Linked DNA regions of Homo sapiens: regions 1 and 2 are each linked to region 3. The links are chromatin contacts, found by Hi-C or POLR2A ChIA-PET in ENCODE. All regions are on one chromosome and are shown on one strand. Each heading gives the region's core, a stretch centred on a gene start or an enhancer-like site at or near the end of the contact. The rest is flanking DNA. Distances are from core to core; before and after follow the strand shown.

Region 1 (3,653 bases), core at 1,052-3,551, 1.9 Mb before region 3:
ATATCTCACTATCTACTTTTGAATGAATGTTATGCCAGTAGTTCCCAATACTGGTCTGTCATCTTGTGCAAGGGCCTGATATAGTTTTTGCCAATCTGCAGTAAAATGAAGATAAAAAGGACACTGTAGTGTATATTTGATTTAAAGGCCTCTGCTTTATCTTATTTACTTGCTAATTTGTGCAAAACTGCAAAAGATATGTATAAATCAGGGAAATGTAAATACTTGGATATTTTATAATATTAGGAAATTATTCTTAAATTTTTAGATATTCTGTGGTATTATGGTTATTATTATAAAAGAGTTCTTATATTTTAAACACATGAACTCAAATATTTATGGAGAAAATGGCGTCTAGCATTTGCTTCAAAGTAATCTGGGATACGATGTGTGTTGGGGTTTGAGATGTAAGATGCTTGGCCAGGAGGTGATAATTGAGAAGCTGGGTGAGAGGTACTTGGGGGTTCATTTACTCTTCTTTCTACTTTTGCATATGTTAAAAATTTTCATATTAAAGATAAATTAAAAAGTTCGTTCCTTTAATGGGGGATTATGTGTAATTGTCTTTTCTTAAAATGATGGTGATAGAAGGCAGTAGTTTGTTTTTAGTGTCCTTCTTCCGCAATATTTTATCCATCCTTTGCAATTTTTTGAAATATTGTTTGGGCTGTGAAGTCCTAAACTCTTGGGACTGTGAACTTGTGGGACTGGATCTGATCACATGAGGCCACAAACATTTACTGACAAGATCCTGGGTGCCAGACCCTGTTCTGGACTAAAAATATACAGCGAATTAGACACAGTCCACATTCCTGAGAATTGCTGTAGAAAATGAGGTAAGAAATGTAAAATCCTTCACACAGTGCCTGATACAGTGTAAGTGCTCAATAAACATTAAGTATCATCATCACCACCCTCACTACTATCATCATCACCTTCGATATCTTTCCATGTCAGTTTATATATAGCTCATTAAATTAATTAATTAATTAATTGAGATAGTCTGGCTCTGTTGCCCAGGCTGGAGTGCAGTGGCGCAATCTCCGGCCCACTGCAACCTCCGCCTCCCGGGTTCAAGCGTTTCTCCTGCTTCAGCCTTCTGAGTAGCTGGGATTACAGGCGCCTGGCTAATTTTTGTATTTTTAGTAGAGACGGGGTTTCACCATGCTGGTCTCGAACTTCTGACCTCAGGTGATCCACCCACCTCGGCCTCTCAAAGTATTGGCATTACAGCCGTCAGCCACCATGCCCGGCCTATATATAGCCCATTTTAAACTGATAAGTTTATCAACCATCTCCTGCCCCCACTGATACTTTCAATTTTTCGTTATTGCCAACAAATCAGCACGGCTTACACTTGTTCATAAGGCTCCTTGCAGTTTTTTGTCCTCTAGATCTAAGGTTCTTAAAGTGTGGTCTTGAACCAGTTTGCCCCAGCATTACCCTGGAAGTTGTTAGAAACACAAGTTCCTAATCTCTGATAGTAGATGGGCCACAACAATCTGTGTTTTAACAAAGCCCTGTAGGTGATCCGCATACACTTCTCTAGGAGTCTTGGATGTATATATATGGAAATGGGATTGCTGAGCCAATAGGATATATACCTTTAAAATAATGTTTTTTAAAATAAAATAGAGAGGGAGGGTCTCACTGTGTTGCCCATGCTGGTCTCAAACTCATGGACTCAAGTGATCCACCCACCTTGGCCTCCCAAAGTGCTGGGATTACAGGCGTTACATTAAAAAAAATTTAATAGTCAAAGAGCTCTCCAAATCAGGCACGAACTTTTACTTATATATTAAGGTCTTACTTTGAATAGGGTTACTAAGCCTGCTGAAATAACCCCTTTTCTTCCGGTACCCACTTTCATCCGACGTGCCCCGCCCGCCCGACTCGATTGCATCAGCCTCCTGTCAGCCCCGCCCCAGTGTACTTGCACTCGCAAGCGCAGCTGGGTTATCTTGGGACTAGACGCTCACGGGGCGGGGCTTCGATTCTCACTCTTGGAGCGGGGAGGCCAAAAGAGTCGGAAAGGGGCGTTATCTCTTTCGGAAGTGAGTGGGACAATGGCGAGCAAGCGGTCGTGAGCCTTGAGCTTTGCAGCTTTTCTTGGCTCCCATTTCCTCCTAAAGCCACGAGTTTACCAGCGTCTCTTACAAGTAGTGTGTCGCCACTTTAAAAAAAACATCAGGAAAGGAAAAGGGAGAACCCCGGAGCCCGAAGCTACGCCCGCCTGCGGCAGGGGTGCGCCAATTGTCCAGTGGTGAGGGCGCATGCGAACCATTGACAATGACGTAATCTTGCAGCTCACAGCCGGAGTGAGGCTTTCGGGGAGGGAGGAGCTCCGGTGAGAGTAACAGGGTCGGATTTGTCTGGGCCAGGCCCAGGCTGAGACGCCTACTAGGGGATGGAGGGCCCCAGAAGGAGGGAGAGGGAGGAGTCTTGGACTCTCTCGGAGAACGAGGCTGGGGCTGGCCACCGAGAGTGGAAGCCGCTGTCCAGAGGTTAGAGCCACCCAAGAGCTGGTAGTCGAGTGGCCGCCAGGGGGTGACCGTGCCTGCGTACGTCCACAAGTGGGCCCATAAAGACTGGCCCATATATTTTTGAAACTGTTTATTTTTGTATCTGTTTCCTCTTCTGCCCTGACATCCCAGAGAAAGAGTTGTGGGTGATTGACCTTTGAATCACCAGCACCTCGGGGAGGGCCTGGTACAAAGAAGACACATTTTTAAGGCGGTTGATTGACGGAAGGAAAAGACTGAAAAAACGAAAACAACAAGCCAAAAACCCCAAACCCAGAGATACCCATACATGACATAAAGTTAAGGCCTTTTTAAAAAGTAATAATAGAGGAGAAATTTTAAATGTCCATCAGCAGAGCTTGAGGCCATGCAGTTTTTAGGTTGTTGCAGTCAGAGTGTACACACAACCCTGCATCCTTAGTTATGGCATAATAATTTTTCTCTGTTGCTATAGAATCTCCACAGCCGTCATCTCTCAGCAATGGTTGTAGAATGTTCCATTAGACAGCTGTGCCACAATTCACTTAACCCTTCTCTTGTTGGATATTAAAACTACTTTCTAGTGTTTGACCACCAAAATATATCTCTGCAAGGAATAATTTTGTGCTTAGAGCTTTTCCTGTAGGAGTAGGGGTGGGTGGATATCGATTTAGGAGCAGAATTACCAGGAAAATGTCATAAACATGTTTTAGGCTCTTGTCGACCCGCTTTCCTGAAAGGGATCATACCCGTTGACATCAGAAGCCAAGTCCGAAATCAAACCTGGTGGACTCCGGGTCTTGTCTGTCTCCAGGCTGGTTTTAATTTCCGTATCCTGCAGCAATGCAGAAGTTTATTATTAGTTCTGACCTTTGGGGCAAGGCAAACACACACCAAAGGTTCGGGGACAACTTTAGCAACTGCAACAGCTGACATTGTGAGCGGGTGCAGCTCAGGTTTCAAGCTTGAGCAACTGGGTTGGATGAACTTGCCTCACTGAGACAGGGAATCTGAGAAGAGGAACAGGTTTGGGAGGGAGCAGATGAGATCAGTTTTAAATACATTTAGTTCGAGGTGCCTTTGGGACATCTAAAGGGAGGTATCCAGGAGACAGGCATACATACGGATAAACAACAGTTTTTGCCCTTCTCT
Region 2 (3,682 bases), core at 287-2,786, 1.1 Mb before region 3:
TCTTCTGCCAGTTCTTACCTACTTTAAAGCTCTCCACATGAGAGCAGCCTGTGGGACCCTGACCAAACTCGACCTCCAGCAACCAGTCCCCTAAGCCGCCAGGATCCCCCGACCCGTCTAGGTCACCAGAGCAGCTTCTCCGTGTCTGAGGCCTGGACCCAGGCCGGGATCTGCGCCGGGATCCACGCCAGGCCCTGGGCCGCGGTGCGGGTGGGGGCGGGGGTGGCGGCGGGGGCGGGGGCCGGGCTGGAGGCGGGGGTGGGGCCGAGAGCCCAGGCTGGCTGCGGGAGCGGGCCCGGGGCTGGGGCCGAGGGCGGGGCTTGCGGCGCGGGCAAACGGGCGAGGAGCTGCTGTGACAGCGAAGGGGGATTGAAGGGAGCACCTTCTCGTCGCCGCCGCTGCTGCTCCACGTCAAGTTCTCCTCCGGCGCGGGCTCACGCTCTTGTAATGGCTCCAGCTTCATCTCCTCGGCTTCACGTCTCGAAGACGCCTTCGTAGCCCCCGCCGCCGCCTCCTCCATTTTCCCCGCCTTCTCAACCGCCTCCTCAGGAGAGGCTCCTCCCCCACCTCCGGAGATCCAGCGGACCCCAGAGCCGGAGGGCAAAGAAGTTTCTCGAACCTGGGCCATCAGATCACTCCCCGACCTGAGGAGCAAGGCGTCTGGAAAACAGCTGCGACTGTAGATGAAAGGAGACAGAGACTTCTGTGAATGATCTGCCCAGCGTCATGGCCGCGGTGCGCAGTTAGCGCCCCCAGGACCCCTCCCATCGGCCCTTGAGCTCAGCCCGCGGCTTCTGTCGGCTCCACCCACTCAACTGAGAGGCCCCTGGAGCTGATGGGGAGACCGAGGCGGTTACCTGCTTCAAAGGCGATCAGATCATGCCAGGGGACTGGGAACAGAAGGCTAGCGAGCGGTGGGGGTGGGGAACGGCCTGAGCTTTAGGACAGAAAGGATGGAAACTTCTTTAAAAAAGGCGCCACCCTCTGACTGCTTTTTTGCGCCCTGCGCAGCCTCGCTTTGGTGCAGCTTCCTCTGACGTTCTTTCCCTGTATCCTAAAAAACACTTGGGTCAACATTTTCTCTCCAAAATGGCTGAAAGGACGCACTTTTGGAAAATGAACTCACAGGAAGAAAGTGTCCCTCTGTTTCTACCTAACCTATACTTCTGTGACCCGGTGTGTTCCACTCTAAGCCGTTGCCCCTCAGCGCACTTTCGGTCCACCCAGCTCTTGCGCCCTCTCACGCTTTTTCGCGCTTGTGCTCTCACACCCCTTTTCTTGCTTCTGCGACTTCAATTCCTATGATTTCTCCTAGAATTCGGATTACTACTCCCTCCCTTCACGCATTTGCCACCTCTATGGCCACCACTATCCTCGCGCGACCCCCGAAGTCTCCGCTCCCTTTTCCCTCTCCTGCCCCCGCAACACCCCCAGCCCGGCAGTTTGTTTAAAGGTCTGGGTTACCTTGGGCCCCAGGCGCGTGATATAGAACGTCAGCAACTGCTGCTGTCCAGGCGCTCCTCAGCCAGCCTTCTCTCCTGACCTCTCCTCAGGGCTGGTCACAAGGGGGCCGCCCCCTGGCCCCTCCCCTCTCGACGTGCGGCCCCCAACCCCGGATTCTGCCCTCCTGCAGTGATGAATGGCACCGCTGTCCCGCGCAGGCAGGCAAACCTCTTCCTGAAACAGACTCTGCTGGAGGCAACAGCAGCAACAGATTCTACAGAAAGCCCCTGAAATGGAGGCTCAGGCCTCACCTAGCTCCAGGCCCGCACTCCACAGAAAAAAAGATTCACCCGGCGTGGGGGTGGGGGCTTCCAGAGATGGCAACCCTCTGGCAGGAATCCCTCAGGATCCTGTCAGAGCCTGGTCTCTGGGAGTTGACGGAGGGAGGGAGGGAGAGAGAGAGAGAGAAAGAGAGAGAGATTATCCCAGAATGTGCAGGGGAGGAAGCATAAGCAAGGGCTCAGGCTCAGAGAGACCTGAGCCCAGGCACATGCTTGCTGTGTGACCTCGGATAAAACACTTAACTTCTCTGAGCCTTAGTTGTGTCAATTTTTAAAGAGAAATTGAAATAATAACCCTAGCCCAATGTGAACACTGAGTCATAGTATATATCAAGTAAAAGACCTTTTTGGCGAGCTTTATCTGTCACACCTCTTTTTTCAGTCCGCTCCTGAAAATCAGCATAGAGAACAACTCCTGATGCAGAGTAGAGGAGAAGAGAATGCCTTTCTCTTTCAAAGCTCTCTCAAAGTTATGGCTCAGTTCACCCGATCATCCATCCTAGGCAGTCCATATACAGGAGCATGTATTCAACAAAGATGCCATAGGTGCATTATAGCGCTAGATTGTGCTGGGAGAAGCACAAGATACAACTGTTTGTGTCCTGAAGTCCATACGCCAGGAGACTTTTCCTTTTCTTTGACAGATCCGGCATCCAAGGCGACAACCCGGAGGAAAGCTATCTCCAGGGCTTGTTGCCCTTCCGGTCCAATCCCAAGAAAATTACGGTTTATTACAGCGGATGTTTAATGCTACATTTAATCTCTCTGAGAAAGTCACACACCTCCCCTCAAAACCTCACGATTAGGATTCAGCTCTCTTAACTTGGCAGTGGCATCTAGTGGATACCTCCGCACAATGGATATCACTGATTTTGTGACTTGGTTTAGATTCGACCATATCTCAGTCACATACTAGCACCCGGAGGGAAAGTGCTTTGGAATTATAGACTGGCTTGTGCAGGAAAACGTGCTTTTTCTCCCCTAGGGAAGGGCATTTTCTCAGCCACAGCTAAGCAAAGAGTTGCTCCACTCTGGGTTAGCAGCCCTAGAAGGAAATGCTGAGTCAGTCATTTGCTAGCTGTGCCACCTGTGGCTTGGATCCCAGCTGCTCTGAGACAGCCCTGCACCCTTTATGCAGGCAGGGAGGCAGGGCACAATTTATAAATACTTCTGTCTTCTGAGCCTTCGCTTTCTCCTGTGCAAAATCAGAATCATGAGAATGCCAGCCCTACCTAGATTGGTTTATTCAGCAGATATGTAAAGAGCACCTACTGCTGCACTGGGCACTATGAATATACAGCCAAACAAAACTGGGCACAAAAGCAAGTAAGCCAGAGTCCCTGCCTGAGGTCCACATCGGGAAATGCATAGGAATGTGCTGTGAAGATTAATGTTAGTTAATAAAGGCCTAAAAACCACTCGTAATCAACAACTTAATATTTGGGAGGTGGGATTGTTACAGTGCTTCAAAAAGTTTCTGAAAACAGTTGTTATTGAGCTAGACACGCCTTTAAATCAGCCCACACGCTATCGTGACCAAACAAACGATTTCTTCATTGACAATTGTCCTGTAGGAAAACCTCAGGACAGCGTGATGGGTCACTACTGTCAAAATGAAAATGAATGGGTCTGCATGGTTTAGGCCTTTCTGGAGTTCACTGGTTCCTCCAAAATGAAGCTGCGTCTAACCTTCTGGTGGACTTAACAGACTGCTAGACCCCACTCCCAAAGTTCCCAGTTCAGTGGGTTGGGTGAGGCCCAATAATTTAGGTTTCTAACGCTGTACCAGCTGATGCGGATGCTGCTGGCGTGGAGATGGTACTTTGAGAACCACTACTGTGGGATAATGTGTAAAGAAGCCCAGGTCAAGGCACTCTGGCCTTGGTAGCAGGAGCCAT
Region 3 (3,507 bases), core at 1,008-3,507:
TCCTAGCATTAGTATTGCTGTATATGCTCTCATTATCATTATTTTTGTAAATTTATTCTAATAAGAACATTGCACTTTGCCCCAAAAGTATTCAGTTATGTTTTAATAATCAAATGGTTGGTTTTTTGTTCATACTTTGATTATTAATATCTAGCTTTATTCTATGGAAATTAAAGATTACCTATAATATTTTCATATTCTCACCACCCATAATTAACTATTGCTGATATTTTATCATATTTGCTTTCATTTTAAAGATAAAAAGCATTTTTACATATTTAAGTTCCCTTTACTCACTATCCTGTATCCTATTCCATTTCCTCTTCCTCATGGGTGCAAGTTTGGTATATTTCTAAAAGAATATTTCAAATATACATAAGAATGTATTAGAGTGCTGTTTGGCATGTATTAGGTTGGTGCAAAAGTAATTGCGGTTTTTGCTATTACTTTCAATGGCAAAAACCATTGTATAATAGTAACAATTCGTTACTTTCAATGGCAAAAACCGCAATTACTTTTGCATCAACCTAATACTAATTAATTTGGCTTTTTAGATCTATACATATTAACATATTTAAAGCTAGTCATCTTTTTACCTCTGTATTTTATTAATTATATTAATAAAATAGAGAGGTAAAATAATATTAATTCTTCCATTTCTCCATCGATGGATATAACATACCTGTATATATATATTTTTCTTATCTTCAGATTTATTAAAGTATTTGTGACCTAATGACTTTGAAATGCTGTTAAATGTTGAAAGCAGTGGTGCTTTGGTGGATGCTTGGTAGAGGGTGGGGGTTGGGGAAGAATTTTCTGTGTGGTTTAACCTAGAGTTAGAAATATATAGATAAATTTGAAATTATTTCTTCTATTTTTCAAGTTCTCTTTCTCAGCATTGCTACATCTTTATTGCTCTTACTTAATCTGTAATTAAATTAGGTAAATATGTCAATGTTTGCCACTACTATTATGTGCCTGTCAATTTCTACCCATACTCTTCCCCAAAATACCTTTCTGTAGTGCATACTTACAAAAATCATCAGAAAATTCAAAATCTTATGAAAATAGAAAATAAGAATTATTCATAATTTCAGCAAACAGTACTAACAGCCATTAACTTATTTGTGCATAGCCTTCCAGATTTTTTTACACATACGGTTTACATATACAACAAACTGTTCAAAAATTGCTTTTAAAATAAAAATATATTTATTGTATTTTTGATATTGGAACATATATTCTTATATAGTTTGTAACTGTACAGAAATATACAAAGGCATAATTGAAAATACTCTGTGATTTCCCTATAACTACAGTTTATTTCATGTATACCTTTAAAGACACTCTATATTTTCTTGTATGGTAATATGATAATGTGCTCAACTAATCTCATGTAAACAGATAGTTAATATATTTAAATAACATTTTAAAATGCTACAATGTATATACATTTTATACATAAATATTTTTGCATCCTCATCCGATTATTAGGCGAAGTGTCTAGGTTAGGCATTTCTAAATAAAGGTGGAAACATTCAAAATGCTGATATATATTTTCAAATTGCCCTATGGTTGTAACAATTCACACTTCAGCTAGCCTGAGAGGGCATTTTTTAGGGTCCCTGTCAACAAGAAGGTTTACCATTATTTTTTTCCCTGCCAATATGATAAGCCAAAAGTAGAATTTTATTGTTTTAACTTGATTTCTTTTTATTAGTAGTGAAATTAATCATCCTTTTTTAATGTCTATTGGCCATTTGCACTCCTTTTGTAAAATGCACGCTCCTGCTCTGTCTTCTTCCCTTCCCCTACTGGAGGTGTTCCTCTTTTCTTTTTGCTTTGTCAGAGTTCTTTATTATTCATTTTTCGTCTTATACGTGGGATCTGTTCGATTCAGGCTTTCACCCTTTTACTGCCTTACAGATTGCTAATATACATTCTCCATTGGTCTTTTAATGTCGTTTACAGAAGCTGACTCTCTACCGCCTCCTTCTCTCCGTCTCACCCTCTCTGCCTCGCCTGCTCTGTACTGTTCTGTTCTCTTCTCTCTCTCCCTTTGTTTCTCTCTCTCCCTTTTTTCTTTTCAGTGCAGAAGTTTTTAATTTTGACCGAGCCAAATCTATCAATCTAGGCCTGGCGCCGCGTCAGCAGAGGGGGCGGGGAGGCGAGCGCGGAACTGGGGGAGGGGAAGGGGCGGGGATCAGCAGGCGGAGCGGCTGCCAGAGTTGCTGGGAGTGCGCGCGGTCGGATCACAAGGCGGCGGCGGAGGAGGCCCAGAGACCGGAGCGCGGAGACCTCAGCCAGCGGCCTACGCCCAGGCCTTTCTCCACCGGAGGACCAGGGAACCGCAGTCTTCATCACAGAGGTACCGTGCTCCGCGCTCCCCGCCTGACCCGGCCCAGCCCGCTGCGGCGGTGCCTCCTTCCTTCCTCCTTCCCTCGCGCTCTCTCTTTCGCCCGCCCGCGCCTTCCCTGCCCGCCTGCGTCACCGCGGCCGCCATGGCTGAGAATGGCGAGAGCAGCGGCCCCCCGCGCCCCTCCCGCGGCCCTGCTGCGGCCCAAGGCTCGGCTGCTGCCCCGGCTGAGCCTAAAATCATCAAAGTCACGGTGAAGACTCCCAAAGAGAAAGAGGAGTTCGCGGTGCCCGAGAACAGCTCGGTTCAGCAGTTTAAGGAAGCGATTTCGAAACGCTTCAAATCCCAAACCGATCAGCTAGTGCTGATTTTTGCCGGAAAAATCTTAAAAGATCAAGATACCTTGATCCAGCATGGCATCCATGATGGGCTGACTGTTCACCTTGTCATCAAAAGCCAGAACCGACCTCAGGGCCAGTCCACGCAGCCTAGCAATGCCGCGGGAACTAACACTACCTCGGCGTCGACTCCCAGGAGTAACTCCACACCTATTTCCACAAATAGCAACCCGTTTGGGTTGGGGAGCCTGGGAGGACTTGCAGGCCTTAGCAGCCTGGGCTTGAGCTCGACCAACTTCTCTGAGCTCCAGAGCCAGATGCAGCAGCAGCTTATGGCCAGCCCTGAGATGATGATCCAAATAATGGAAAATCCCTTTGTTCAGAGCATGCTTTCGAATCCCGATCTGATGAGGCAGCTCATTATGGCTAATCCACAGATGCAGCAATTGATTCAGAGAAACCCAGAAATCAGTCACCTGCTCAACAACCCAGACATAATGAGGCAGACACTCGAAATTGCCAGGAATCCAGCCATGATGCAAGAGATGATGAGAAATCAAGACCTGGCTCTTAGCAATCTAGAAAGCATCCCAGGTGGCTATAATGCTTTACGGCGCATGTACACTGACATTCAAGAGCCGATGCTGAATGCCGCACAAGAGCAGTTTGGGGGTAATCCATTTGCCTCCGTGGGGAGTAGTTCCTCCTCTGGGGAAGGTACGCAGCCTTCCCGCACAGAAAATCGCGATCCACTACCCAATCCATGGGCACCACCGCCAGCTACCCAGAGTTCTGCAACTACCAGCACGA

The links. A loop is a pair of places that touch in the nucleus more often than their neighbours do. ChIA-PET counts read pairs that join two places held with the same protein, here RNA polymerase II (POLR2A). Pooled maps may share reads with other maps.
Region 1: a map of CD8-positive, alpha-beta T cell shows a loop between it and region 3 (7-fold over the local background). The contact joins the enhancer-like site here to the promoter of UBQLN2 in region 3. A Hi-C loop is called at or near these places in 1 of 168 maps with a recorded cell type or tissue (CD8-positive, alpha-beta T cell), 2 of 37 single-sample maps with no recorded cell type and 9 of 50 pooled maps.
Region 2: a loop to region 3 is called in a map of CD8-positive, alpha-beta T cell, with 14 times the contacts of the local background. The contact joins the promoter of USP51 here to the promoter of UBQLN2 in region 3. A Hi-C loop is called at or near these places in 1 of 168 maps with a recorded cell type or tissue (CD8-positive, alpha-beta T cell) and 6 of 50 pooled maps. POLR2A ChIA-PET finds 5 or more read pairs at or near these places in 1 of 52 experiments (activated CD4-positive, alpha-beta T cell).

What each region holds. Positions count from the first base shown.
Region 1 is chrX:54,637,495-54,641,147 of GRCh38, forward strand. It overlaps a transcript of GNL3L not described here. Among named protein-coding and RNA genes, the nearest start is that of GNL3L, 110 kb to the left of the region's middle. RefSeq lists enhancers at 1,689-2,214, 1,781-1,910, 2,201-2,450. Within about 2 kb of position 2,302, at least 40 of the 41 ENCODE cell types and tissues checked have a DNase peak (open chromatin) inside an H3K27ac peak, as active enhancers do; they include CD8-positive, alpha-beta T cell, where a contact is called at or near this core.
Region 2 is chrX:55,488,312-55,491,993 of GRCh38, forward strand. USP51 (ubiquitin specific peptidase 51) reads right to left here and starts at 1,537. Exons shown (of 3, transcript NM_201286.4): 1 at 1,465-1,537; 2 at 858-1,054; 3 at 1-677. The coding sequence starts at 628. LOC101928692 (a long non-coding RNA gene) reads left to right here and starts at 630. Exons shown (of 2, transcript XR_244468.5): 1 at 630-735; 2 at 1,554-3,202. RefSeq lists enhancers at 93-952, 470-909, 1,130-1,229 and silencers at 220-299, 1,620-1,729.
Region 3 is chrX:56,561,370-56,564,876 of GRCh38, forward strand. UBQLN2 (ubiquilin 2) reads left to right here and starts at 2,258. Exons shown (of 1, transcript NM_013444.4): 1 at 2,258-3,507. The coding sequence starts at 2,505. RefSeq lists enhancers at 1,961-2,588, 2,985-3,184, 3,195-3,254.